Regions from separate parts of the Homo sapiens genome. Here region 2 is linked to region 1. A link is an interaction called in ENCODE POLR2A ChIA-PET data of the cell type or tissue named here. Cell type or tissue: IMR-90. All regions are shown on one strand. Links, peaks and the distances in the headings refer to the core of each region. The heading gives the core; the rest is flanking DNA. Region 1 overlaps DMD (dystrophin). Region 2 holds the start of LOC124905175 (a long non-coding RNA gene).

What was found. Peaks named below come from ENCODE experiments on the same cell type or tissue, not always from the same donor. Only the 100,000 strongest peaks of a DNase experiment are listed, where the experiment ranks them.
Region 2: POLR2A ChIA-PET joins it to region 1 with 10 read pairs; 4 of 35 experiments call an interaction of 5 or more read pairs at or near these places.

The regions. Positions count from the first base shown.
Region 1 is chrX:31,333,065-31,348,603 of GRCh38, reverse strand. It overlaps DMD (dystrophin), which reads left to right. Exons shown (of 79, transcript NM_004006.3): 61 at 1-48. It also overlaps the pseudogene RNU6-894P. Among named protein-coding and RNA genes, the nearest start is that of FTHL17, 270 kb to the right of the region's middle. In IMR-90, for the core only: no CTCF peak of the experiment used is centred there; no DNase peak of the experiment used is centred there.
Region 2 is chrX:31,418,803-31,434,341 of GRCh38, reverse strand. The region is part of intron 60 of DMD (dystrophin); the gene reads left to right. LOC124905175 (a long non-coding RNA gene) reads right to left here and starts at 8,003. Exons shown (of 3, transcript XR_007068211.1): 1 at 7,910-8,003; 2 at 4,553-4,668; 3 at 1,530-3,964. RefSeq lists enhancers at 14,540-15,143, 15,144-15,539. In IMR-90, for the core only: a CTCF peak has its summit at 10,242 (motif pointing right); a DNase peak (open chromatin) is centred at 10,641; H3K4me3 peaks cover 346 bases; H3K27ac peaks cover 420 bases.

The DNA.
Region 1 (15,539 bases), core at 4,822-12,821:
ATGAAGCCCACAGGGACTTTGGTCCAGCATCTCAGCACTTTCTTTCCAGTAAGTCATTTTCAGCTTTTATCACTTAACTTTATTGCATCTTGATTAATAAGAATAACAGTTGAAAAAACAAAAGAATTAAGAGTTGAATTATAGTAATCTTTTATCAGATGCAGTAGAAGCATAAATCATCCTGAAATATAACTTGGTTGATAAGTTGAGAAGGTTAGGAAGAGGAAGGCCAATTGGATCATTTTGTCCAGTCTTCAGCTAATGCATAATTGTTTCCTGCACTATATTCTCAAATGTTAACCATATTAATATTTTTGAGTCTTTTTGAAAAATGTGGAACACTTTGCTCAGGAGCCATGCTAGTATTCTCTGTATCATTATTCCAATGTTAGTATATGGGCTGCTGAAGCAAAAACATACTTTTGAGTTTTTAATTTCTGCCTATCAGTTCAGTTCATAAAGCTAATAATTATGATATCATGTAATTATAATATGATCATCCAATATATGTTACTGTGACTCTATAATTCTTTAAATAATTCATTAAATGATCCCTGCCTTATGAAATGAGTGACAATTCTCAAAAGAAGGCATACAAATGGCCAACAGGTATATGAAAAAATGCTCAACATCACTAATCACCAGGGAAATGCAAATCAAGACCACATGATATATCGTCTTACCCCAATTAGAATGGCTATTATTCAAAAGACAAAAAATAACAGATTCTGGTGAGAATGTGAAGAAAGGGAACTCTTTTACAGTGTTGATGAAAATGTAACAGTAAATTAGTAACAGTATGAAGATTCTCAACAAACTGTAAATAGAACTACCTTACCATCTGGCAATCCCACTACTGGTTATCCATCCCAAAGCTAAGAAATCAGTATATCAAAAGGGTACCTGCACTTGCATGCTTATCACAGCACTGTTTAAAACAGCAAAGATGTGAAATCAACCTAAGTGTATATCAACAGATGAATGGATAAAGAATATGTGGTATCTGTACACAATGAAACACTGCAAGAATGAAACCATGTCATTCACAGCAACATGGATGGAACTGGAGGTCATTATGTTAAGTGAAATAACCCTGGCACAGAAAGACAAAAATCGCATGTTCTTACTCTTGTGGGAGCTAAAAAAATTGATAATAAACATAGAATAGAATGATAGATACTAGTGGCTGGGAAAGGTGTGTGGGTAGAGGGGGAGATAAAGAGAGGGTGGTTAATGGGTACAAACATCCAGTTAGATAGAAGGACTACGTTATATCATTTGACAGCAGAATAGAGTGACTGTAGTTAACAACGATGTGTTGTATATTTCAAAGTACCAAGAAGAAAGGGCTTGAATTGTTCCCAATACATAGACAAATGACAAATACTCAAAGTAATGGATGCCTCAAATACCCTGACTTGATCATTATGCATTCTATGCCAGTAAAATATCACATTACCTCATAAATATGTAAAATATTATATATCAATAATAAATAAATACTATGCCTCCAAGTTGAAACCTCAGCCTATGGGCATTTCCTTTCCCTAACTGTTTGCATCCTTCCTTTTTTTTTTTTTTTTTTTTTTTTTTTTTTTTTTTGAGAGGGAGCCTCATTCTGTCACCCAGGCTGTGAGTGCAGTGGCGTGATCTTGGCTCACTGCAACCTCCGCCTCCCGGGTTCAAACTATTCTCCTGCCTCAGCCTCCCGAGTAGCTGGGACTACAGGTGTACACCACCAGGCCCAGATAATTTTTGTATTTTTTTAGTAGAGACGAGGCTTCACCACATTGGTCAGGCTGGTCTCGAGCTCCTGACCTCAAGTGATCCACTCGCCTTGGCCTCCCAAAGTGCTAGGATTACATTCGTGAGCCTTGTATTCTCCTTTTGTTCTTGACCTCTAGCCATTCTTTTTATTTACTGGTTTTGCTATTTTATTAATTATGTTTTTATAATTAATACTAAGAGAAATAACCTTGGTTAACTGAAAGTTTAAGTATTAGAAAATCCTATTTATACAATATTGCATATTAAATTGGCAAGCACCTGTTTTCCTCTGATTAATGTTAATTTATACCACTTTTTATTTGATTATAAAAGTATATGTGTTGAGTTTTTTGGTATTTAAAAAGCCATACTTTACCACATGGAGTTAACATCTGTTAGCATTCTGATGTATTTCCTTGTGGTCATATATGAGTATATATGAGGGTTTATCCATCATTTTAACGCAATTACTTTGTGCCTAGAAATGTTACAGATTTTAACTAGTTTAATCCTTATAGCAATCCCTTCAATCCCTTAAGGTAGGTACCATTATTATACCCATTTCAATGATGAAGAAACTGAGGCACACATTCATACAGCTAGTAGATGAGGGAGCCAGGATTGAAACTCAAGAAGTTGGCTCCAGAGTCTGTGTTTTTAAGCATCGCACTGTAATTTTACTTAATTTATATATTTTATAGAGAGGAAGTAATTCTGTATGATCTCCATTCTTCTGCCATATTCTTTCATTGCCATTTTCTGATCATTTCCTTTCTTTTCCATTCTCCACGGGTTAATAAAAAGATCCACGCTCACAAATACTTTAAAGTATTTGAGTAGATGTTGTCATGTGTGTCTCCAGTTGGCTGTTGTCTTTTTGAACAAAATTTCCTGGAAGGTGTTGGTCCTGTGTTTTTGTCATACATCGATAATAGATTAAGAAGAAGTATCTTATTTTCTGGACTGGCTCTAACTTTATTATCCGCATGTGGTCTAGTTATTTGGACACAGTTTCACAATGCTTTGGAGTTGCCAAGAAAAAGGGATAAGTTAAAGCAGTTTATCTAAATGAGTGGGATCGTGGCTTTTAGGAACGGCTCTAGAAAAATGATAAAGGCTACAGATTTCGTCTTCTGCATCTTTCCAAATCTCTGGTCTACTTAACTTGCCTTGGTGACAGCCATTCTATTCGATTTAATTGAGATTAAATGTGATAACATACTCCTAAGCGACTCATAAACCATAAATAAAAAATAGTACTATTATGAATATTAATTACTCCTCAGACACCAGGTATATTCATTCATATTTTCTTCTCCCTGACTCCCCCTCTGAATTCCCATGTCTTACCCATTAAAACCTATTTTCAGAAAATGATATACTCATTTAACCCAAGTGATAGGTAAAGTTTAATGTGTACTTCTCCTGGGTTATTTGCATTTTATTAGTGTGAAAATCCATAAGCCTGAGGTGGTAGAACATCGGCCATAAGCTCTGAGCTGTGAGGAAGGAACTTTGAGGGGCCAAGGGGAGCATTCTCACACCTTTCAAACCATATCACATCAGTGCCCACTTCCAGAAAGGTCAGGCCTGTTAGACACAGGTATTCATAAAGAGACTGATCTACCTGCCTGAATGGAGCCAGCCCCGGAAGTCATCAGTCTCTTGGATGCCCATGTGGAATATCAATATACGCTTAAAAGCTTTGCTTGCAGGTATAAAGAAAATACCAACTTGGTTTAAGGGATATTTAAGAAATAGGACGGTGAGACTAAGGATGGATTGTTTCTTTACATTGTACTTTTTAAAATTACAAAGGTACTCTATACACATCAAGAAAAATTTGGAAAGCCCACAGTACAAACAAGAAAAGAAAAAGTATCCATAATCCTATGACTCAGAGATAATCACTATCAGAAATTTGGTTTATATACTTTCTGTATTTCTCTTGTGGTTGCGTGTGTGTGTGTGTGTGTGTATCAAGGTTCTATCTTTTATTTTTTTATTTTTTTGTTTTTTGAGACAGAGTGCAATCTCAGCTCACTGCAACCTCCCCCGTCCTGGGTTCTAGCGATTCTCATGACTCAGCCTCCCGAGTAGCTGGGATTACAGGAATACGCCACCACGCTTGGCTAATTTTTTGTATTTTTAGTAGAGACGGGGTTTCACTATGTTGGCCAGGCTGGTCTCGAACTTGTGGCCTCAAGTAATCCACCCACTGAGGCCTCCCAAAGTGTTGAGATTACAGGCATGAGCCACCACGCCCGGCCTCTCTCTTTTCTTTTAAACCATGCGCAGATAAAAACATGCTACAGTTTTATGAGCTGCTTTTTTCCCTTAAAACTATCTTTCCAATATTTTCGTGTGTTTAAATATTCTTCTTCAGAGTAATTTTTCTAATGACTGGCTAATACTCTCTTCTGTGGCTGTACCAAATTTACCAACACAATTCTAAATTGCTCAATATAAAGATTATTTCACAATCTTTATTATATCGAGCATTATGGCTAATATCCTTTTTATACCTTTACAAATATCTCAGATTCTTTCTACAGGATAAATGCCTAAAGGTGGAATTGTCATGTTAAAGAATGTTTACATTCGTAAGCCTTTTCAAGTGTATTGCCAAACTTACCTCTAGAAAATTGCACCAGAAATTGGGTGTGCCATCCAAACCGTATTTGAGCTAGGCATGGTGTGGCTCATGCCTATAATCCCAATTCTTTGGGAAACTGAGGCAGGAGGATCACTTGAGCCCAAGAGGTCAAGGCTGCAGTGATCCATAATCCACCCCCCCCCGCACTCCAATCTGTGTGACAGAGCAAGACCCTGACCCTAAATTTAAAAAAAAAAAAAAAATCACCATATTTGAAGCAGGACATCTCTGAAGTCACGTATTTGCTACTATAAAAGCAGCTTCCCCCCACCAATGAATAAAAATATGTTTTAAATATTCCTCTAAGGTCATATTAAATGAATTTGAATTGATACTTTTTTTTAGACAGGCCTGAGTTGATACATGTTTAGTAATGTGCTTTCAGGTTACTATAAATAATAATAGGGTGGCTCCTAAAGCTTAGAAATTACAAAGAAAAGAAAAATAAGGAGGAACTACTAATTGCACCCGCCAGCGTAAACATGCTTACTGTCTCTGTTTATCTTATTCTCTCTCTCTCTCTGTCTCGCACGTGTGTGCACTCTCTCTCTCTCTCTCTCTCACACACACACACACACACACACACACACACACACACTCCCCTTTGGAAATTATTTGGAAATTACATTACCAGCTGTCTGTTGTTTATCAGAAGACAGAGGCAGCCTTTTACTAAAAAAAAGAATTCACTGTTTCTTCCTGGTGGCCCAATCTCTACATGTTAAAGAAATTTTTTCTTTTATCTTAGATCTAAGAGAAAATGAGAAGAGAAAAGCATTGTGAAATATGACCCTTCTCCGCTGATAGACACTAACTTGTCCTTACTTCTAGTTTTAATACACTGCTACTCCTAATTGACTTCTACAACTTAAACCAAGAAAAAGGAGAAATTCTAATAGTGTGACTTCAAATATGTATATAATTTACAATAAAATTATCATTTAAATTATTTAAATTATATACTAATTTATAGTTATATATGTATAATTGGTAGGTATATTGTCAGTCTCTTCATATGTCTGTGATTAAGAAAGTACTAAAGTATTCATTGGTTGGCATAGTAGTCTGAAAATTGTCCTTTTCTTTTGAAGAGTTTAAAGATTTGTTGGGCGTGGTGGCTCACACCTGTAATCCCATCACTTTGGGAGGCTGAGGTGGGCAGATCACTTGAGGTCAGGAGTTCAAGACCAGCCTGGCCAACCTGGTGAAACCCCCATCTGTACTAAAAATACAAAAATTAGCTGGGCGTGGTGGCACTCGCCTGTAATCCCAGCTGCTTAGGAGGCTGAGGCAGGAGAATGGCTTGAACCCTGGAGGTGGAGGTTGCAGTGAGCTGAGATCATGCCACTGCAGTCCAGCCTGGGTGATAGAGAGAGACTCTGTCTCAAAAAAAGAATTTAAAGATTTTTCCTGACCATTATTTCAATTCTCTGGTCTTCTGTTCTAAATTCTACTTTTCTCACCAAGAAAGATCACTATATATTTGGGTAAAGGGAGAAATCATTCTATAACAGTAAAAAGAATCCATGGTTTTCTTAATATTTTACAAGTTCCAGAGGTCCCTTAAAAGAATATTTTCCAAGCCAGGTTCTTTAAAACATTAATGTTATATTAGGTTTTGATAACTGTCCCTTGAAAAAAATAGTACTGATTAATAAGATTGGAAAAACACTAGGTTTCAAAGATAAGCAAGTTTATTTCTTGTTAGAATTCTTGGAATTTTTATTATACACTGAGACTCTAAGAGGATAAGGAGTCTATAGTTCTCCAGTTTTAGGTGACTGTGGAAGCCTTTTTCAGGCACACCAGTTAATTTCACACTAAACTTTATGCCATGGATCACAGTGAATCTTTGCCTTAATGTGGTATTTGCCAGATGCTTTAATGACAAAAAATTTCTGCTAAAGGTTGTAGAAACGTGATCCAATTAAAAAGAAAATGAGTATTTATGAGGCAAAAGGGTCAAGTCCCTCTCTTTACTGAAGTTCCCAGCCCCACTCCCACCCAGGAGCCCTCTTGTGCTGTGGAGTTTCCTAACTGGAGATAAGCTTAGAAAGTATCTATACCAGTAGTTTCCAAACTCTGAGGTGTGGCTCATTAGCAAATCCTAAAATCAGTTTAATGACTTACAACCAACAATTTTTGACTGGTATGGAATGGAATGGAATGGAACAGATTAGAAAATATCAGAGTGCATTACCTAAGCAAGGTTAAGTGTTGTTTTGGCGGTGGTTAATTTGTTAGATATGTGTGTACATGCGTGTGTGTGTGTGTGTGTGTGTGTGTGTGCGCGCGCGCACGCACGCGCGCACGCCAGATCACAGTGTAAAACGTTTTTCTTCTGTGGGTTGCAGTCGAAATAGTTTGAGAAACATTGAATCATTCGAGCCCTTTCCTTATTTTACAGATAATGAAATAGGTGCAGAACGATCAAATGACATAACCAAGGTCACAAAGATAGTTATAATACTGGGACTGGAACCCAGTTTCTGGACATCCAAGCCACACATCACACTGCCTTACCCGTTAAGAAGAAATGCCCAGGCCAATAACTGTCTAGTCTATCTGCTATTGCCAACGATTATTCTCTCGTATATTCCTCTTCGTTTGGCCATCCTAAGTTGATTTACATAACCTAAATTTTTCTCTCAACACCTCTGGGCTAAAAACTGCCTTATCAAAATGGTATCGATAGCGGTTAAGAGTAAAAGCTGTAAAATGAAACTGACTGGGTTCAAATATTGACTCAGACACTTTATGCTTTTTTCTTTCTCTTTATTCTTCATCTTTAAAATAGGGATAATAGTAACATATTTGGTCAATTGTAAGACACACTTTTCCACCCACGTTTCAACAGTTCTGAAATCAGAATGCACCATACGACCAATGGGATATTGAATTCGGTGAAATATGGCTGTATTATTTCATAGGGTTACAGTGAAGATCAAACAGTTAATATTTGTAAAACCCTTAGAGTAGTGCCTGGAACATAGTAAGTGCTATTCAAGTGTTTGCTATTAGCTTTAGCATTAGTATCATTATTACTATCAGCTTGATAGTATAACTTAATGCATGCCTGTTAGAGTCAAACTAGTCATGAAAGTTTCATTCATTCTCTTGCATTTAATGGTCAGTATAAGTAGTTCCTCTCCTTTCTGAAGATGATTTCCAAGGATCTAATCTGAAAGTCCAGTGTTTTGCACATTAGAACGGCTCAATAGTTGTTTGTATAACTAACGAGTGATAAATAATCAAAAAGATAGACCTTAATCTCTAAAATGTCAGGATAGTATTAGTCTTGTTGACAGTTATATTCTACAGTACCTAATGTGGTATGTGGTACTTGGTAGATGTTCAGTAAATATTTACAGAATGAATTATGTCTTATACCCAAAAGAAGAAGAGGTAAATTCACTCTTGACATTGATAATACACAGAGGCATGAGATTTAGCATAGTGGCTATCACATAGTAGACACTCAATAAATAATGTGACCTTTTCTGTTGCTTCTCAGCAAAGACTAATAGCATTCATAACTTTATATGGTCGTTTTTATCAAAGTCGACTGTACCATGTAATACATTAAGGGAAAAGGCTGACTTCAAAATTACAGCATGATCACAACTATATTACAAAATAAAATAAAAATAACAGAAATGTACACATAAAGGAAAAATGGAAAATAAAAAGATACCAAAAGACAAACAGTTATTGCATCATTTCTTTCTTTTTACTTTTACAAATTTTCTGGTAATAGCATGTACTACCTTTGTAATGGAAAAAAAACAATAAAGGTAACATTTTATACTCCAGCTTTTAACCAGTGACCTCTTGCAGTGGCAATGGGACTCTGAAAGACAAATTTCCTTTTTACTATTTATTCTGAATTTAAAAGCTGTTTCATTGAGTGACCTTCTCAGATTATGAGACACTGTAAAAAGAAATAACTGATCCATTATTTCTTGCAGGCTTTACAATCTTAACTGCCTTAATCATATCCCTGGTTAAGTCTTTTTCTCTCTTGTCAAAGTGACTCAAGCTTTTACAGTTTCTCCTTGATACATAGGGCCTAGCAGTTTGTTTCTATCTTGAGAGTTGCCAAGCTTTCATCCTGGACATTCCCCACTACACATACACACTTAATTTTAAAAAATAGGGGAAACCTTTAAGCACATCTAATAATTGCTGACATTTCACTTAACAGTGCTCCAACCTATGCTACCAGTGTCCTCAGGGGACAGACAATTTGAAATATGAGTGGGGCAATAATTTAAAGCTTCAGATTGGCTTAAATAAGCCATCATGAGGCCGGGTGCGGTGGCTCACGCCAGTAATCCCAGCACTTTGGGAGGCCGAGGCGGGCAGATCACCTGAGGTCAGGAGTTCAAGACCAGCCTGACCAACATGGAGAAACCCTGTCTCTACTAAAAATACAAAATTAGCTGGGCGTGGTGGCATGCATCTGTAATCCCAGCTACTCGAGAGGCTGAGGCAGGAGAATCACTTGAACCCAGGAGGCAGAGGTTGCAGTGAGCCGAGATTGCGCCATTGCACTCCAGCCTGGGCAACAAGAGTGAAACTGCATCTCAAAAAAATAAAAACATCAAAATAAGCCATCATGATAAAAGTCAGAAAGAATTTTGCAGGTCCAATGTGAGATGATTTGCAGGCTAAAATTCTCTTTCAAGTAAAATCTCAGGGTGAAATGATTTGAGCCAGTTTCTTCAGCAGTCACATGTTGTCCCAAGTGTTAGGAATTTGGGACAAATGCCATGTGACCTACCAGTGATGCTGATAATGCCCCTATAAATTCAAAGACAGCCTTTCCAATGCCCATAAAAAGCAGCTACAGCAGTAATAATTATATTCTCTTCTTAAAATGTGTTGTCATGGCCCTTTTCTCCTTTAGCTCAAATGTATACTCCCCAATAAGCTCTCAGATTTATTTGCTTTACAGTATCATTAGCAACCAGATTTTGCATCGTTGGCCCTATATATCCCATCAATTTGAACACATGAGGAAACAGAACGTTTTTGTTTCTGCTATGGGAATTTCTGTGCTGGGGCTGGCTTACAATGGCTCAAGAGAGCCAATTGTAAAATATACAGGAATTGTGAGCTAGTTATTAAGCCTACCTTTGGTAGCTTGAAATCAGGCATAGTGGGAAGATTTACTCCATGGAAATTGGCAAATACTACAAATTGGGGCACTTTGTTTTTTTTTTTTTTTTTTTTTTGTGCATAGATGGTTTCCCAGAAATGACTAATTTATCTATGTTATTTGGATCACTCAAGTCCCTGTAGGCAAAGAATCTTCATAAACTTAGCAGGAAGGATGCTCAGGATCCAAATATTTATGTGCGTTGCAGAGTGACCACTCATCCTGGTTTGTCTGGGACTTTCCCGGATTTAGCACTGGAATTCCCATTTTCCAGGAAATCTCTGTAGTCCCAGGCAAACCAAGATAGTTGCTCACCCTAGCCTTAGGTAAAATCCCTAGAAGTAGAGCCCTATTTAGATAGATGGGGCTTCTTGTAGAAGTAATTTGTTCAGGTGAAAGGGAGTGAGGGAAGCAGGATAAAGTAAGAAGGATGCTGGTCAAGGAGTTAAGTGGGAAGGAAGAGACTCACTTCAGCTTGATCCCACAGGGAGCTCTGGAGAACAAATTGTCCCTACTTTGAGATAAGGGGCCTGGGCTTTTTGTTTGTTTGTTTTGAGATGGAGTCTTGTTCTGTCACCCAAACTGGAGTGCAATGGCGTGATCTTGGCTCACTGCAACCTCCGCCTCCCAGGTTCAAGCTATTCTCCTGCCTCAGCCTCCCGAGTAGCTGGGACTACCGCGCCTGGATTTTTTTTTTTTTTTTTTTTTTTGTATTTTTACTAGAGACGGGGTTTCACTAGGTTGGCCAGGCTGGTCTCGAACTCCTGATCTCCTGATCCGCCTGCCTCGGTCTCCAAAAGTGCTGGGATTACAGGCGTGAGCCACCGCGCCCAGCCAGGGCTGGGCTTTTATTTTCCCGTGTGAATTAGTCATTGGCTGTGGATTTCTGGGGAGTAGGAGATAGCAAAGCAGTTCCCATTTGGCCAAGGGAGGATTTCTGGTGAAAGGACCAATGAGGCCTTAGCAACCAACACTCACAACAACTGCGGCTGGGTGAACCAGCTCAGTAAAAGGGATCTGAGTGGAACAACAATAGTATTAACCTCTCCTAGACTTTATGAAGCTGCTATCATACCCCATGCATAATCTGGCTTTAGAGCTGAATGGGCGCATTTAGCTGGATCACTAACCACCACTCCTTCGTCACGGACTTACATGGAAATTAGCCCGGTGGCATGGAAGAGATGAGACAAATGTCTGTTTCTTTCTTATTTCATCTTCCTCATTGTGACAGATTCTTCTGGGCCTCATGAGGAGCTAGGGCCAAGAGACCAGCACCAGAGTTCTGAATCAGTTTTATAACATGGGCACTATTTTGGTGGAATGCTGGCTCTGAAGGGTGTATTTTTACACTACCCAGAAAATGAAGGCATTTGTGAATTTGGCCTGGGGTAGCATTTTGTCATCTGTCCAAAATACAAAGCTTTGCACAACAGAAATAGTGGGATCACATCCCTGTGGGCAAGAATCATTACTTTCGTTTTTCCATTTGGATGTTTTCCATTTTCAGAACACAACCAGTTTGGGATTACAAAGTACTTTCTGGTGAGAACTTTGAAGTGAGGACAAAAGGCATTTTGTTCTTTAGTAGACTTACATAAACTGTTCCTGGTTTAAAAACCATTCTAGATTTTTAAATAGACTTTCAGATATCTGCAGTAAAAATCATCTTGATTTCAGGCGACTGCAGGTACTGCTCTGTTATGTGCTATGTCTCCTTAAGGCTGTAAGGGACAGGGATAGGCTTAGGTGATAAGGAACATTTTCAGGATACAGAGAGGCATGAAGAATAACATGGGCCGGGCGCGGTGGCTCACACCTATAATCCCAGCACTTTGGGAGGCTGAGGCGGGCGGATCACGAGGTCAGGAGTTGGAGACCAACCTGGCCAACATGGTGAAACCCTGTCTCTACTAAAGACACAAAAAATTAGCCAGGCATGGTGGCGCACACCTGTAATCCCAGCTACTCAGGAGGCTGAGGCAGGAGAATCGCTTGAACCCAGGAGACGGAGGTTGCAGTGAGCCAAGATCACACCATTGCACACCAGCCTAGGCAACAGGGCGAGACTCCATCTCAAAAAAAAAAAAAAAGAAAGAAAGAAAAGAATAACATGGAACAACAGACACCACGAAACATGTTTGCTTCTTTCTGTATATGCATTTGCTGCCATAGACTTCAGACTATTACAGTATCATATCTTCTCTCTTCTCTCCACCTAACACCTTCTACTTATAGTTTCTACTTTCTTATGACTTCCATTTTCTTCCTTTGTTATCCGACTTTTTAAACTTCCCCACCCATCTGTCATCTCTGTTTATCTCTGTGTATTACATTCAAGCTCTCCAAGACAAAGCATCTGATTGGATTAGTTATTTATTATCCATCTAAGGGTAATGCCATCTCACAGGCCACAGGCCAGACTGTAAACTAGGCTTTCTTGACCTGGGCACTATTGGCATTTGGGGCCAGATAATTAGTGGAATGCTGGCTCTGAAAAGTGTATTTTTACACTACTCAGAAAATGAAGGCATTTGTGAGTTTGGCCTGGGGTAGCATTTTGTCATCTGTCCTAGAATACAAAGCTTTGCGCAACAGAAATGGTGGGATCACACCTCTGTGGGCAAAAATTATTGGGGGCTGTCCTGTGCATTATCTCTGGCCTCTACTCACTACATGCCAGTAGCACTCCCCTCCCTTAGCTGTGACAACCAAAAATGTCTCCAGACATTGTCTGTCTGATGTCCCCTGTTGGGTGAAATTGCCCCTAGTTGAGAATCACTCCTTTATACCAATGCCTGCACAATTTGTGGTAATGAAAGTCATGTGGAACACTAAATACAGTGACCTATGCCTGAGGAATTATTTGAAGTTGCTTTTCTGCATCCTTAGGGACCCTTTAGTCTCTCGATGAAAGGGAGTGTCCTCAGCAGACAATCTTCAGGAATTGCATCAGCTGCCTCACCCAAGATCATACCCCTTACAGGGGCAGCTCTTCCTGATCAGTGTAGGGGAATAATGACCTGGCCATTTTGGCCCAACTCAGGAGAACATTAACATTCTAGCTCAAGAGCTCCCATGGGGTTGAATGAGACTGTCACTGGGTCTGCATTCACCTTGACTTCTCCCTATTTCTATTCCTGTTTCTTTCACTTCCCTTCCACAGTTGTCTATCCTGCTCTCTAATCATTGCCTTAGAGTTGGCTTCCTGGAGGAAGCCAATCTGTGAGGGGGCAATGAAATTGACAGGCATTTAGAAGCATCTAAGAAAAAGGTATTATAATAGGCCCATTACAGTCACTGGGTAATTTGATTTACTCTTGCTTTCATAATGAGGTTGATTATTTTGTTCAGGATAAGTAGTGATTATTATTATTTAAGGTGTCCAACCTCATGATCTCCATTAATAGGTAAGGACTTTGGGGACAGCATAAAATTACATGAATCTCTTACCTTAAACCTTAAGCTCAGCAGCATACATGCCCATGACAGGCAAGAGTTAGAACGTAAGATGGTCAGTAACATAGATCTTGAAAGGAAATATGTTGGAGTGTGAGCACTTTAAGGGCATAGGGCCTGCATTACTTTTTTATTAAAAATAATTTTGCATCTAACACAACATCTTGCATATTAGATGCAGGATATGCCTTGATTGAATGAATAACTGGGCACTTAAAAGATTGTTCCCAGTCTAATAAAATGAAAGAACTTAGCCTGGTGCTTAGTCTAATGTCCAGAAAGAGTTAATGAACTTCACTTTATCTTCAGTCAGTTAAGAATTGATTCACTTTGTTACTCAACAAATGTCTGTTGAATGACCAATGTAAATCAAACTCTGATCTAGGAACTGGGGAAACGGCAGTAAATAAAACAAAGTTTATTTATTGTGGAGCTTACATTTTAACAAGAGAAGATGGACAATCAGGTCATGATAAGTTTGATTTAAAAACAAAGAATAAAGCAGGCTAAAGGGGCTAGAGGATGGGAGAAGGGGACCCTTTTAGTGGAGTGGTCAGGAATGGTGACATTTCAGTAGAGATGTGAGGAAGTACACCAGTCAGATATTGGGGGACAAAGTGTTCCAGGTGGAGGAAACAGTAAAAGTAAAGGATCCAAGATGGAGCATGCTTAGAGGGTTTGAGAAATATTAATAGCAAGGAAGCCAGTATGACTGAAGCCAAGGAAGAAAGATGGTGAATGATAGGAGGTCAGTGAGTGACCAAGGGCCAGACGAGGAAGGGTCTTATCAACTATGGTTGGCTATCGTTAAAAGCCTTTGGCATATATGCTTTGTGAGAAGGGAAGTCATAGAATTCTGAGCTAAGAAGTGACATGGTGCCTGTAGCATTGTTACTTACTGTGCCTGTAGTATTCATTCATTCATTCCTATATTTATTAACAAAAACGAGTCACCTGAAATATGAAGATAAAAAGAGAATTATTGCCTTGGGACATTTAAATACCAATCACAAAAGACAGACCTATAAAAAATGACCTCCTACAGTGGTAGTAAATAGTGGGTGCAATGGGAGTAGAATGGAAGGGAGGAATCCATTCCACAGTGAGAGAAAGGAGATGTTCTATCTAGTTGAGTATTAACGCATATTGTCCCTGAGGCTACATGCAAATCCAAAGTAGAGGGTATTCCTTTTGATAGGAACTTAGCAAAGAATGTTTATAATTGCTTGGTCCCTGATCTCACCTAGCAAGAGTCACAAGATGCATTCAGTGATGAAAAATCAGTTTCTCCCTTCTACTTAGCCATTCTGATAAGATGAATATCTCGGGCCGGGCGCGGTGGCTCACGCCTGTGATCCCAGCACTTTGGGAGGCCAAGGTGGGTGGATCACCTGAGGTCAGGAGTTCAAGACCAGCCTGACCAACATGGTGAAACCCCGTCTCTACTGAAAAATACAAAAGTTAGCTGGGCATGGTGACAGGCACCTGTAATCCCAGCTACTTGGGAGGCTGAGGCAGGAGAATTGCTTGAACCCAGGAGGCGGAGGTTGCAGTGAGCCGAGATCGCGCCATTGCGCTCCAGCCTGGGTGACGGAGCAAGACTCTGTATCCAAAAAAAAAAAAAAAGATGAATATCTCCCTTTCCAGTTTCGTGTGTAGTCTCCTTACCGCCCTTCTGTTCAGAAAAGGGATTTCTTACGTATGTATAATGAATATAAATATAGGTTTTAGAGAGCACTAATGTTTTAATGAGATAGAAATAGGCAGACGAGAGAGAATAATTGAAGGATTAGTCAACATGAGGGCAATTTGATAGGGAAAGAAAAAGTCTGAGCAGGAAATGTCTGTGGAAAAAAAAAATCGAAGAGGAATGGAATGAAATGAGCTCATTTATGGTGTGAGTTAGGGACAGAAGGGATTTATTCTCAGGAGGTGAAAAGTGAAGGAGTTCATGTTATAGAATTCGACCTAGACCAGCTATCAAGGGAAAGAAAGTAATTCAAAAGACTTGGTCCAGGAGATCTGGAGCAGATACATCTATTAGAGGAAGATTCAGTTTTGAACTGCATCTTCAGTTATTCCTGGAACCCAACACAAAAGCTCATGACAACCTTGTTATCTTCAGGCAAAAAAAAAAAAAAAAAAAAAAAAAAGGCGGGGGCAGCAAGGCTTATGTCTTAAACAAGACAGCACATAACTTCAGGTCAGAGAATTCCATTAACATGAATCACCCACACCAATTTAAATAGGAAAAAAAATAGTAAGCTTGGTTATGTAAAAATTTAGTTTAAAAATCAGAACCAACAATTGAAATTAAACAAGAATGTTTTATTTATTTCTAAAAATATTTAGCTATTTATTTTGAATTCTGAAGCAATACTAATATAGTATATAATGATAAAACACAGTTGATTTTCATAGTAAACATCAGCATCAGAATGCCAAGAGGAAGATTTGTCTCCGTTCATGTTTTATTACTCTGAGAACCGCGTAACA
Region 2 (15,539 bases), core at 2,694-10,693, 88 kb before region 1:
GATCTGAAGGATGAAGACAAGCTGAGTGACTCTTCTATTCATCTATATCTTTTGTTTTAAATGGCCTGAAGCCTGGGACTAACTAAACAGGGTTGTAAAATTCCAGTATGTAAATTGAATAACTAGGGATCATTTGAAGTAATGGACTGCAGAGTTAATGTATAATTAAGTCACATCTAGGGAAGATTTCCCATCATTATCACAGAGAGCATCCTGTTTGCTTTCTTCACAGCACTTACGAAAATCTATAGCTATGTGTTTGGTGGCTTGTTTAATGAAAGTCTGTTTCCCCTATCTGAATGTGAGCTCCATAAGGACAGAGGCCCTGAATACCACATCTACTGACATTTGGCAGTGTCTTTCATATAGTAAGCATTCTATAAATGTCTTGAATAGATGAATGCATAAAACTAAGTTAAAATGTTACTGAAAACTATAAAAATAAGCAGAAAGTTATACCAGAGGAGAAAAATTAGGGGAAAAAAACTATAATTTCTGAAGACGTAGTACTTACATCTAAATTTGTGGCTTCATAAGGTTAACCAACACTTAAATAGTTTTGCCAAAACTCCAAGAAAAAAATGACCGGGTGTCGTGGCTCACGCCTGTGATCCCAGCACTTTGGGAGGTCGAGGTGGGTGGATCACCTGAGGTTAGGAGTTCGAGACCAGCCTGGCCAACATGGTGAAACCCTATCTCTACTAAAAATACAAAAAAATTAGCCGGGCATGGTGGCAGACACCTGTAATCCCAGTTACTCGGAAGGCTGAGGCAGGAGAACCACTTGAACATAGGAGGCGGAGGTTGCAGTGAGCCGAGATCATGCCACTGCACTCCAGCCTGGGCAACAGAGCAAGACTCTGTCTCAAAAAAAAAAAAAAGAAAGAAAGAAAAAAAAGAACTACCATTTGACCCAGCACTTCCATTACTTGGTATGTACCCAAAGAAATATAAATTTTTCTACCAAAAAGACGTGCGCTCATATGTTCATTGCAGCACTATTCACAATAGCAAAGACATAAAGTCAACCTAGGTGCCCATCAATGGTGGATTGGATAAAGAAAACGTGGCATATATGCACCATGGAATACTACACAGCTATGAAAAAGAAGGAAATCATGTCCTCTGTAGCAACATGGTTGGAACTGGAGGTCATTATCCTAAGCGAATTAAAGCAGAAACAGAAAACCAAATAATGCATGTGCTCACTTATAAGCAGGAGCTAACCTTTGGGTACACATGGATGTAAAGTTGGGAACAACAGGCACTAGTGACAAGGGCAGGAGGGTGTGGGACAAGGGCTGAAAAAACTACCTATCGAGTACTATACTCACTACCTGGGTGACAGGTTCAACTGTACTCCAAACCTCAGTGTCACACAATATACCCATGTAATAAACCTGCACATGTACCCCTTGAGTCTAAAATAAAAATTGAAATCTAAAAATATAAAATATCAAATCATAAAAATAAATAAGAAAACAATTGAATCTACTGATATGTTTCATTGCTTTTAAAATATCCACTTTGAATTACTGAATATTTTAATATTTTTAGTTTTACACTTCAGCACAGAAAGTCCAGAAATCCAACCCTTGAGTTTACAAAGACACCACATGATAGTTCATAGTTCACACAGCTAGTTAGTTGTGGAACTAGAACCCAAAATTTGCTCTCTATGTCTCTCACATACCTTTTCCCTTTATTCTAATAAAGGCATTTGTCAGTCTAAATGTACAATATTCGAAGACATTTTTTAAAGGAACTACTTATCCAAATCCCACCTGTCTTACAAGGTCCATGTGAAGCAATGAGATAAGGTCTGTGAAACTGCTTCCGAAACTATCAAATGTTATAAAAATGTTAAGTTTTATTATTAGAACTGCAGTTCATCTCTATGAAACCTTTCTAAACTTTCTCACTTTTCTGAACTTGACTACGCAGCGTCTTTTCTAATCTATTTGTTCTCCCTTTATAAGAAGAATTTAATCCTTTCCGCCCTGCTGGGTTGTAAGAAAAAGGACTCTCTTCTTTTCTATAATCTATTGATATTTGATTATATTACACATCTAATGGGTTCCCAATAAATACATAGTGAATAGAATTGAACCAAATTTCTTTCTAGACATGTGAAAAAAAATCCTGATCTTTAAATAGAAAGGGTACTTTCAAAGATTATATATAGAACCTCTTGGTATTTTGTATTTGCAATGAAAATATTTTAATTTGGGCCAGGTGCGGTGGCTCACACCTGTGGTCCCAGCACTCTGGGAGGCCGAGGTGAGCAGATCATGAGGTCAGGCGTTCGAGACCAGCCTGACCAACATGGTAAAACCCCGTCTCAATCAAAAATACAAAAATTAGCCAGGCATGGTGACGCATGCCTGTAATCCCAACTACTCAGGAGGCTGAGGCAGGAGAATCACTTGAACCCGGGAGGTGGAGGTTGCAGTGAGCTGAGATCATGCCACTGCACTCCAGCCTGGGTAGAGAGGGAGACTCCATCTAAAAAAGAAAGAAAGAGAGAGAGAGAAAGAAAAGAAAAGAAAGAAAATATTTTAATTTGTCTTATGTTCAACAGTTGCATCATATCTGCATCCTTTTGTTAAAATTGAACAGGCTTCTAGTTTCATATAATAATTTCTGGCCAGGCGCAGTGGCTCACGCCTGTAATCCCAGCACTTTGGGAGGCCGAGGCGGGTGGATCACCTGAGGTCCGGAGTTCGAGACCAGCCTGACCAACATGGAGAAACCCCATCTCTACTAAAAATACAAAATTAGCTGGGCGTGGTGGCACATGCCTGTAATCTCAGCTACTCGGGAGGCTGAGGCAGGAGAATGGCTTGAACCCAGGAGGCGGAGGTTGCTGTGAGCCAAGATCACGCCATTGCACTCCAGCCGGGGCAACAAGAGCGAAACTCCGTCTCAAAATAATAATAATCATAATCATCATCATCATAATAATAATTTCTACCAACAGCTGGCAGGAAAAAAATATGAGAGCATAGTCATGAACTTCAGATTCCACTCCCCTTACTTTTGGCATTCCATTCCTCTGAATTATAGCTTATATTTCTTTATTATCTCAGTTTGATTTAGTCTTTCTAAATATTCACCTCTGTTTCCATCCATAAATATCGACTGAACTACCTTTTAATATACTATCTTTTTGTAACAGAGAAAATCAAGTGTAGGTGGATTATTGTAAGTGACACTGAGGAAATATAAAAAGACCTTGACTTGTCCAGGCGCGGTGGCTCACGCCTGTAATCCCACCACTTTGGGAGGCCGAGGCGGGTGAATTACGAGATCAGGAGATCAAGACCATCCTGACCAAATGGTGAAATCCTGTCTCTACTGAAATACAAAACATTAGCCGGGCATGGTGGCAGGCGCCTGTAGTCCCAGCTACTTGGGAGGCTGAGGCTGGAGAATGGCATGAACCTGGGAGGCGGAGCTTGCAGTGAGCTGAGATCATGCCACTGCACTCCAGACTGGTGACAGAGTGAGACTCCCTCTCAAAAAAAAAAAAAAAAAAAAAAAAAAAAGACCTTAACTTGCTTCAAACAAGTCAGGACCCCCAATTCCAATTCTTAGGTCTGGCATTCCCATCAGACACTTAAACTGTAGGGGCAGTAAAGTTGCCCATGTGGCTACAGCTTTTGTGGCTGTGCTGTACTTGGGAATTTTAATGTTACCCTCTTTGAATTAGGTCCTTCATTGATCATGCATCTCAAAGTATCTCAGTGCCACATAAAAATTTTCTTTCAGAGTCATATTTTCCCATTATGAATGCTACCTACTGCTTATCTGTTGAGTGTACACTTTTAAACCTTCTGTGGGTGGTGGCCCCTTTGCCACTGGGTGAGTTAGATGCTGATCCTGGTCATTATCGCTGCCTTTCCAGCCTTTTCTGCTCTTACACCAAGCACAAGAATTCTCTGCTGATAGTCAGGATCTAGGGCTGGGAAAATGGGATGAGTTGTCCTGTTAGACAGGCCCAAAAGGAGTATTGTTTAATCCCCAGGGTGTGGGGAAGAAAGATACTCTTGTTTTCTTTTCCCCAAATGTGTCCATATACACCCTTCTCCTTTGCTGGCAGCCACCAGGCTTGTTGAGGATCTACCCTCCTCTGCATATCATGTGCATCAAGGGAAGCCCCAACCCAAGGGAATACATAATGATAGTCCTGAGCTATTTCATGGTGCTCTCGCAGTCTTGATTGCCCTCTTCGGAATTGGACATGGTCATATTACGCAATTTTAGGTAATAAAATACAAAGGGCATTCAGCTAAGGGACCTTCTGAGAAAGGTTTTTCTCGTCTAGAGAACTAAACAGGCATCCTTCTCCGGGCACTATGCGTAGTTCTTTATTCTACCTGGAACATTCTTTCTCCAGAAATCTTTGTGACTAACTCTGTCATTTCCTTCAAGTCTTATTCAAATCTCAACTTAAAAAAAAAAAAAACCTTCTTAAAATTTGACCACACTAATTAGACAGCAACTGCCCCATCTCCCTCTTCCCAGCCATCTGAATCCATTTCCCACTTACCTTTTTATGATAGCTCTTCTAGGAAGGCACTCCCTCCTCCCTGTGAATCATGTCTCCAGGCAATTGTTCCTTGTGTAGAGGAACACACCAAATCTGGGCTGCTCCTGTACAACAAACTGAAGGAGGTAGAATTGATTCTGCAAGAAGTTCAAAGCTAAATAAGAAGGAGTCTTGTAGCTTCTGTCTTGGTCTTCTGGAATGCTCACTCTGGGGAAAGTGATCTGCCCTGTACTAAGTCTACTCTAAGGCCACTGTGCTGTCTACATGAAGAAGCCACAAATCTAAGCTAGCCACATGGGGAAGCTGCATGGAAAGACAAATACGTGGCTAGCCCCCAGCTGTTGGCCGAAGATCCGCAGCCATCCCAAGTGAGGAGCCAGATGTACAAGTGAAAAAACTGTAACAGCCATTCCAATGGAGCCTTCAGATCAATTCAGCTTTGGCTACTATCTGACTGCAAACACATGAAAGAACCCAAGCAAGAAACACCCACCTGAGCACAGTCAACTCACAGAACCATGAGCAATACTGATAAATGGTTATTTTTAGCCAGTAAGTTCTAGGGTGATATATAGCAAAAGGAACATCTGTCCTGTTTTTTCTGGTTTTTCCTATCATACACTCATTCTGCAGGATTAACATGTGTAATATACTTTTTTTTTTTTTTTGAGATGGAGTCTCAATCTGTCGCCCAGGCTGGAGTGCAGTGGCATGATCTCAGCTCACTGCAACCTCCGCCTGCTGGGTTCAAGTAATTCTCCTGCCTCAGCCTCCCGAGTAGCTGGGACTACAGGCATCCACCACCACGCCCAGCTAGTTTTTTTTTATTTTTAGTAGAGACGGGGTTTCACCATGCTGGCCAGGCTGGTCTCGAACTCCTGACCTCGTGATCTGCCCGCCTTGGCCTCCCAAGTGCTGGGATTACAGGCATGAGCCACCACTCCCGGCCTAATATACTTTTTTAAATTGTCTTTCACTATGAGAAGGTGAGCTCCATGAGGCCAGGGATATTGTCTGTTTTGTTAGCTAATGTATCCAAATTACCTAAGAATAGATCTTAGCGTGGTAAATATTTGTTGAATGAACGAGTGAATAGATCAGAATTTCAGTAGCTACGTTGTGAGTATGTGGACAGTTCACCAAGAATGGCAGAATGGAAGGATGGGAGGAACCTGGAATAATGTCATTGTGCTTCTGGATTACCCAGTCCTGGAGCAGCTTTGCCTCTGTGGGCCTTGACTAGTCAAGACATTTTGTGTTGGGTTTTTATGTTAATTCCATTTGCATCACTATAAAGGAATACCTGAGGCTGGGTAATTTATAAGGAAAAGAGATTTCATTGGCTCATGGTTCTGCAGGCTGTACAGGAAGTGTGGTGACAGCCTCTGCTTCTGGTGAGGGCTTCAGCAAGCTTACAATCATGGTGGAAGGTGAAAGGAGAACCAGCGTGTCACATGGTGAGAGATGGAGTGAGGGGGTGGGAGGTGCCACACTCTTTTAAACAGTCAGATCCCACATGAACTCACTCTGAGTGAGAACTCACTTATTACTGCAAGAATGGCACTGAGCCATTCGTGAGGGATCCAGCCCCATGATCCAGTCTCCCCCACCGGGCCCCACATCCAACACTGGGGATTACATTTCAGCATGAGATTTGAAGGGAACAAACATCCAACCCATATCAGTTTTCTACAACCTGCAGCAGAAAGCATCTCATCTGGCACATGGTCTTGCAAATAATTCTGACTTAGATGCATGGGACTCAGATATGACTGAACCAGAAGATAAATCTAAGTAGCAGACACCACAGTATTCTCAAAACCACTCTTTCTCTTTCTCTTGTTGACCGAGGCTTTTCTACTGAGCAAAGCACCTGGTTTATAATATGTTCTTTCATTACGCCTTCTCCTAAGAGACCTCCTTAGTGTCCCTGCAATGGATGTCTGGGGAGCCACCAATCTCTTAGAGATGACTAGACATGTAGCCCCAGAAATGGTTACACCTTGAGCTTTTCTCTCAGTGCAGATGAGATACATTGCCCATCCCACCAATTTGCCACATTTATCTAAATTTCTGTGTTAAGCTGGGACCTCTACCACTCAAGCTGGGATGCCCCTCACCACCACCACACTGCAAAAACTAAACATTTTTCATTAGCCTCCTACTTGCAATTAAGTACATAAAACCTGCAAAACAAGTAATAAAATTAAGGCACTATTTGGTTAATGCCTTTTCTCAGAAATCACTTTTGCATGAAGTTCAGTTCAGTATTTTATCAGTGACTACATTAGTCTCGAGACCCTCTACCCAATAGGAGGGACAAAGATGTACATGACACAGGCTCCCTTCAAAGATGATTAATACATGAACTACATACAGTATTACAAGGGCTCCACTAGAGATGTGAGCCCCCCAGAAATGATATTAATGTGCAGAAGAGTTAGCAATAAATTTTGCACAAGGGGTGACATTTGAGCTTAGACTCGAGCAATGAGTAGGGTTCCAAGAGGTAAAGAAAAAAATGGAATGGTTTTCTAGGAAGAAAACCAGGTCTGGGAAGATCTGATATAACCTGAGGTAGTTTATAAGTCTGGAATGACTGAGTTATCGGGTATATGGTGGGGAAGGCAGCAGAGGTGAAATAAGTAATATCTAAGCAAATGAAAAACATGTAATTAGGGGAGATGAAATATAATTAAATTATTTACCTTAATTCCTCTTTTGACTCTTTACATTTGTCATTCATAAGGAAACAATTTCACTAAGATTGTTTTGACCTTTTTACCTTATTTGGCCAAGTAAACAAGGGACAGAAAGTTTTTAATGTAAAATATTCATTCAACCTGAAAGAACATTGATGATTCCAGACCATTTAAAGTTAAATATTTTAGAGTTCTCAATTATTTCTATTTGGATGAGTAGAACCTTTTTTCAGACTTCAGGAATATATGTTTAGTTTTTAACAGACTAATTGTTCCTGCTTTCATGCCAGCCTCATGGGCATCAGCAGGTTCAAGGTTAGTAGGTAGGAATCTGCCCCCTAAGAATGCAGCCTAAGAGTTAAGGAATGCATGATTACCCCTGTAATTACTTGAGAGGGGCTCTGAAATTCTGGCAGGGTTGGTGAGGCCACCAGATAACACTGATCAAGAATGTACACGAGGTTAGGAATTCAGACTGTAGCTGAAGTGGGGAGTTCGGGTAAACAGGCTCTGAATGGAAAAGATCAGGAATTCAAATAGACAGTTAAGTCAAGAAACCAACATCTTAGAAATGTAAACCTCACTTTAAGTCAAAGGCTCTCCAAGCTAAGACTTCATAATATATTTGCCAAGGCAAGAGCTAGTATCTGCTTACCTGAGTGGTCCTGGAGCTGCGGCCAGTTGAAACAGGAGATTGCAGATGGAATGTCAGTTAGAATACTTTCAGAGGCCAGTAACAGATACCTGACTTTAAAGTTCTTAAGTTTGTCTTTCCCAAGGTTTTCTGGTCATAAGAATCACCAGGGGCACTTGATTAAATTATTAATTCACAAGCCCCTTCACTGGAGATTCTGATGCAATAGACTTGGGAATATATTTTTTTTTAACACGAACTCCAGTGGAATCAGGCAAGAAGTGAAAACCCTATCGTTAATAATAGACACATTAGAAATAATAGAGACATTTGATAATCTAGCACAGTTCCCAAACTTTAGTATGCATCAGAATCCCCTGGGGGCTTGTTAAACTACAGGCTGGCAGGCTGCTCCCAGCGTTTCTGATGCAGTAGGTCCAGCGTGGAGTCCGAGATTCTACATTTCTAGTAGGTTGCCAAGTTATGCTGCTACTCCTGTGGTCAGGAACTGCACTTTGAGAACCACTAATCAAAATAAACTGAAGTCCAAAGACCATCAGACCTAGAGCTGGTTAATTCAACAGATTAGCTATATCAAGACTTGAGGTCAGCTTCTCTGGGATTCTCTTGTCTTTTTCCTCATGGTCCCAAGATGGCTTCCCACTGCGCCAAGCAACATATCCGCAGACAACAATAACCAAGGCAAGAAGGAATAAGGTTCAAGGATAACTGTATTGTGTGCGTGTGTGTGTGTGTGTACTCATGCCTGTGTGTCTGTGTTTGGAAAAGCAAACGTTTCCCAGAAGCTCCCCAACAAATTTCTTCTTATGTGTCAACTAGAACTGGATCTCACTGAACCTCTTTAAGCCAATCACTGGCTATGAGAAACAAGCTTACTGTGATTGGCTTAGACCAGATTTTAATTTTTTCCTCAGAGCTGTGTCCTTTGTTGCCCAATATCTGAACATAATTGAGCTTCTTTACCAAGGAACAAGAAGTAAATAGCTGTTAGTTAGGCAAATAGCTGGGTATGTCCACAAATGGGTTCTGAAACAAGTGTGATTATAATGAGGTTCAGAATTGAAAATATTAGTACAAATGCTAGTAAATAATGTATGATATTGGCTTTCTTATCACCATTTGCAACAGAATAACAGTCTCATGAAGAATTTGGCACAGCCATTGTAGAAAAAGTGCCTTTTCAGAGCTCACAGTATGCATGTACTCATCTTGCTTTTATTATACCTGTATATGGAATTGCAAGCTGTCCCTTCAGGTAATGAAATTTAGACAAGTTGGAACCTGTATAACAGCAAATCAATACTGAAATTATAGGCAAAGCCTGTACTTGTGCAGACTAACACATAGGATAGAAAGACTTTGTGATCAAAATTCAACAAATCCCACATTTATAGGTATCCAACATAGAGAGAAAACTATATATAGTGGTGTGTCTTTTTATGTGTTTGCGTTTTTCTCCTTATTCATTCCTGAAAGTGTATTTTCTTTTAACAGACTCACAACTCAGCTACACCCCATATGCCCACAGTCAACACAGTGGAAAACTGAGTTGTTTATTTGAGCCTCAAGTCATCCAAATACTTCGTTAAACGTTGTAGTAAAAGGTCTCCCCTGAATTCAAGGAGGATGCCCTAAGTTTTCTGCATCCTTTTGATAGAGGAAAGTATTAACTAATGTCAGACTATCTGTTGTTTTATTTTCCTTTACAGCACTAGATTTTGTTAAGGACATTGATAATTTTGAAAGAGAAGCTAAGCTAAGGTGACAAATATATCTTCTGTTGGTCAATATCTAAAATTATGTATTATTTCTTTTTTGACTACACCTTACAGTGGTTAGTTTGCACTTTACGTAAAAAACTGATGTCTACCATCTTCCATCTTTGTAAGCACCATCCAGCCTAATAGTTGTTGGTTTGAATAATGCCACAAGCTTTGTCCAGAAACCAAAAACCTGATTTCCAAAGACTAGTCTATGTAGCTGAGCCCTTCATTCCATAATCATTAAACTATGGTTAGGACACAGTATCCAGTCTCCCCTCAACCTTGTCCAATCACAGTCTATGCAGAGATCATGTAACTCGATTAAAATCTAGAACCATAGAGACATTTCCCTTCCCTGGGGCAAATGGGAATTGCACATGGGGGAAAATGGTGTGGATAAGCAAAAAACGGAAGTTTCCAAAGTGCAACAGAATATTGATAATTTTAGTACATTTCAACATACAGTGAGTGTAATGACGGCATTTTCCTACTGCTTCCTTAGTTGTGAAGATTTTGTTTTTTCTTCTGGGTTCACTGCCGGGAAAAGAGCAGAAAATGTTTTAGAGCCTCTGCCAGCAGAGGGGGCATTTACCATTTGTGCATAAGGTCTCTGGCACTGTGCCCTGGGGTTCTCTTTTCTATATGTTTCTAACAGTCACACACAGCAGTGTGACTGTTTACAGATACTTTACCGTCTTCTCTGATTGAAGCAGGGACTGGTTTGCCAGCAACTTTTGGTTGTTTTTGTTTTTTTGAAGACCATGCAACTAACAGATGTTTGTTGTTGGCTCCATATCTACATTCTTTGAAAGCTGGAGAATCAAATTGCTGACATTCAGACAACACTAATTCCCATATCCAGGGAGCCTAATTTGCCGTCCCTGAGATCCTGATTCCTGGTGTTCACGGGTTTAAAAACCATTTCAGTGACACAATATAAGAATGGGCTTGGGAGATGCAGCGCTGTCTCCACTAAAGATAATCACATTTTATAAACATCTGCGTCATTACTGGTATGATTCATCTCTAAGCTGTATACAGCTGTGTTTCCAGTTTCAATTAACAATCCCTTAATTGCATATCCATCTCATGTTACTAATTTAGTTAATTTATTCATAATTAAGAGTATTCTGTTTTCTACCAAGGTTTGTCGAGCTCAGAACATTATAAAGAAAAATATTTTAAGGCAGCATCTCCGAGGGATTTTGTTTCTTATAATCACATCACAGTAAAATGTCATTCATGCGCCCAAAGGAAGATGAATTGCTAAGGGATTTTTTTTTCCAGTAAAATAAGAAGCTTTGGGAAGCTGCAGTGTGTTGTGTTTTTAAACCAAGTTAAATGCGATGCATTTTGTTCTTTTCTTTCTCCTTCCCTGACATCCTCTCAAAAAAATTATCATTTTATTTGTATTATTGCTTAAGTATCACAGCAAATCCAGTCACCAGTGCAAATAAAACTGTCATTACCCTGTCAGGTAATGGTGTCTCTTAAAATCTAAGCTATAAAGTCTGTACATTTTAGAGGACATTAAGATCAAGAATTTTTAAATTGCCTAAGTCTAAGCAAGTGGAGTACACCCTTGTGGAAAATGGAAGGCAGATGAAAACATGATGCCAGGCAGTGAATTCATTTTAGTTTGATCTTTTCTACAAAAATACATATATCCGTGCAGCAAGAGTCTTGCCTGTGTTAGTACATGTGTCTGTGTGTCATTCAAAGCAGCAATAACAAAAAATTAAGACCATTTCTCACTTTGTTTATTGTTCAAGAACTCCCACCTATAGCCTTGACCTGTGTTTGAGCTTAAAAAAAAAAAAAGTCTTATAACTGCCCAGTGGTTTGGAGATTTTACACAATAGAAATAATAAGCCATCTTTTGCCTCACATGAATTCTACTAAAATCAAAACTCCATAGGATACTTTCCAAAGTAACTGGTGAAAGGAAAAGTGTGGTAGTATAGGTATGCATATTATCCCCATCACTTTATTTCTGAGCTCTTCTATTTTTTAAAAATTTTAATTTGTATCTTAAAAGGGCAAAACATAAGAAGAGGTAGGAGTATTCTAAATTTCAGTGACAACAAATTCATTTATTTTACAATTTAACCATTGCCCGTCAACATTTACTTAAAATTTCAGCATGGGAGGTTTTAAACACTTCTAGAGTCCCATCTTACCCCATTTCCACGATGCTTTTCTTCTCCATGTGTTGCTGCAGTTTAATATTGTCTGCGTGTTTTAATATGTTAAACGAGTTAAACATAGAGTAGGAAGTTAAAACTGTTAGCAGCTATATGTTTCCCAAGATTGATGAAAATTCAGGTAACACTCCAACCTGTTAAAGATACCTGCAATCTGGCCAGGTGCGGTGGCCCATGCCTATAATCCCAGCACTTTGAGAGGCCAAGGCAGGCAGATCACCTGAGGCCAGGAGTTCGAGACCAGCTTGGCCAACATGGTGAAACCCCGTCTCTACTAAAAATACAAAAAACATTTAGCCGGGTGTGGTGGCATGCACCCATAGTCCCAGCTACTCGGGAGGCTGAGGTGGGAGAATTGCTTGAACCCGGAGCCTGGGTGACAGAGTAAGACTCTGTCTCAAAAAGAAAAAGAAAAAAAAAAATATATATATATATATGTGTGTGTGTTTATATATATATATATGTGTGTGTATATATACATATATATATGTGTATATATATATGTGTATATATATATATATATGTGTGTGTGTATATATATATATATATATGTGTGTGTGTGTGTATATATATATATAGAAAGAGAGAGAGAGAGAGAGAGAGAGAGTAAGCAGGGAGGGGTTGAAGCCAGAAAAGACTAGAAATTATCTAGGCCAAACCCTTTAATTTATAGATTAGGAAATAGTTTCTGGTTGACTTAGCTGAGACGTTCTCATTTGTTAAAAGCAAGATCAGAAATCAGACACAATTCAACGCTCTTCACTACACCTTGTTTTTCTCTTTGTGGAAAACAAGACGTATCCTGTTCAAAAATTTATGCTGTTTATCTGAAAGCCCAAAATGCCTGTTTACATCATATTTTCCATTTTGCAATAGCAGCTCATTTTGGGGATTATTTTCTGATGAAATCTCTAGGTTTAGTTGTACTTGAATATCTTTTTATCTGTACACACTGGAATATGCATATAATAATTGATAGAAATGTGGATTTTAAAAGTAGAGATGATCATTATTATTTTATGATCCTTTAAGTTAATAAAATTCACCTAGAATAAAATAAACAAGTTTAACTAAAGTTCTCGCATTTTCCCAGAAATCGTAGACTAGAAACTAGTCTTATTTGCTTATTTTATTCCAAAGCTTATTTTACCTCTATTATTTTGTGGTTCTATAAAATATTTCTGTGTATTCCTCCAAAGAACCTCTTGGAAAAGAAAGTAAACATCACATCTGAAAAATAGCTGGGCATTTTTTCATTATCTCTGCAAGGGGAGGGGACGTGAAAGGCAACCCCATATAGAAACTCAACTCCCTGCTTTTTACAATGAATGAAGTTTTTCCACTGCACTGTCAGAATGGTAATTCTTGCTAACTACTCACCTATTTCACAACATTAACAGAGTTCCAGGATTCATGCTTTAATATTGCATAATGGTCCATGTTTTGAACATGAGGAGTGGCAGCGGAGATTACACTTTGATTCCTTGGATTTCATGTGGCACTGGATGGGAGCAAGGCACTGATTTTAAGTTGAGATAAAAAGGAGAAGTCAGTCAATGCCTGCAGCCAGACAGGACTCTTGTAATAGCTAGGGAGTATGCCTCATTTGGATATGCATGACTGCCGGGCAAGGACACTGCCATGAATCGCTAATGGCAGCAGTTGTATGACATAAGAGAGATGTGTATCAGCAACTCACAAGTTGACTTTGTTACATGTTATGAACACATTCCTGTGGGCACTCATTCATAGAAGTGAGAAATGTGGACACCACAGTGTCCCAGGCCTTTGTTACCTTATGGCCTGGGAATATCTTGCTTTGCTGGAACATGAAGCCACGTCTGGTTATAAGAAGAAGTTTGATCTGGGAGCAAAATTGCCTGTTCACGCATGTCTTTCTCACTTCTTTAAAACTAACTTGCTATAAGGGTGATTAAAAAAAACAGATGTCAGGTGAGAGTTTTGCTTTGCATCAACTTCCTACTTGTAGAGGTAATAACATAAACCTTGCCTGGCAATCATTATTTGTCATCCAGCTGAGGGTGTTTACTCTTGAGAAAGAAGTAATGGACAAAATTGACTTGGATTCTGGTTCTATGTTTCCCATTAATTGACTCTGGACATATACATGCAATTTAATCCATCTTACTAAAAACATGACCAACTCACAGGATGTAAATTCTATTCTATAGAAAGGGCTTTCCCTCAGTAGTTAGTCAAGGGACGGTTCCTAACTCCTGTCTTTATTGAGCTTATTTTCCAAAATAAATGTATTATTTTCTACTTTGTTCACAGAGCAAGGCAGCATAAAGAAATTAAGCAACAAAACAATAGTGTATTTTTACCCAACTTTCTAGAAAACACCCATTTTTCTTAAGTTTTGATATTTTTTTGCCAACAGGCAGTCAAAAAGAAGATAAATAAAACTGGGTTAAGTTGGTAATGACACAATAAATAAATGAGATGAAGAAAGAGGCAATAAATATGAGTGGATACCAACAAGAAACATGTTCAAGCCCTGAAAAAATAATGAGAAAAGGTAGAACTATTAATAATACATCCCGCTCTCGTATCACACCTTGCTCCCCAGATACATCCTATCTGTCCTGGCACCATGTTGATGCTGTTGTTCTGTAAGCTATGCCAATGAACATGTTGGATGACCTACTCCAGCTCTACCTCAAGATTTCCAAATAAGAAAAGGACCCAGGGATCTCCTTGCTGAGGTCTTTATCCATTTACTCAGGTCACAAGTACTAATTAAGCAGCTCTTATGTGCAAAATGTTATTGCTTCAGGTCAGTTTTTCCTATACTGCTGTTCTATAAGAGAGGAAGAAGGTCCCTGCCCTCAGAAAGCCCTAGAATACAGATCTAGAGATGGGTTCAACATCTTTGTTATGCAATTATTTCATTCCAATTGTAATGAGTACTTAGAAAGGACAAAAGCAGAGTGCTGAGAGAGTATAACAGAGGGACTTGACCTGGTGTAGTAGGCCTGGAAAGTTTCCTGGGGAAGTGGTATTTTAGACAAACAACACACACATACACCCATGAATGTATACGTGTGGAGAATGTATTCTAAGTAACTATGATGAATGTATTTCTTACTGTAGGTCATGGTCAAAGTTTGAAAACTATTGTTCTAACTAGTATTATAATTCCAGGGATAGTAGAGGTCATGTGACCTGTTTAGCACATGCCTGCCTTAACAGTATCTAGTAGGCCAGGCAATGTGGCTCACACCTGTAATCCCAGCACTTTGGGAGGCCAAGGCAGGTGGATCACTTGAGGCCAGGAGTCTGAGACCAGCCTGGCCACCACGGTGAAACCGTGTCTCTGCTAAAAATACAAAAATTAGCCAGGTGTGGTGGTGGTGCCTGTAGTCCCATCTACTGGGGAGGCTGAGGCAGGAGAATTGCTTGAACCCGGGAGGCGGAAGTTGCCGTGAGCTGAGATCATGCCACTGCACTCCGGCCTGGGCCACAGAGTGAGACTCTCTGGAAAAAAACAAAAAACAAAAAAAAAGAATGTCTAGTAAATAAGTCAGTGCCAAGCAACTACCTGATAACTGTTACCACCTTAGTCATCACCGAAGGCAGAAGGTCTTGCATTCATTGGAGGAGAGTTACCAATCTAAGACATTTGCATGAAAATGTGCACAG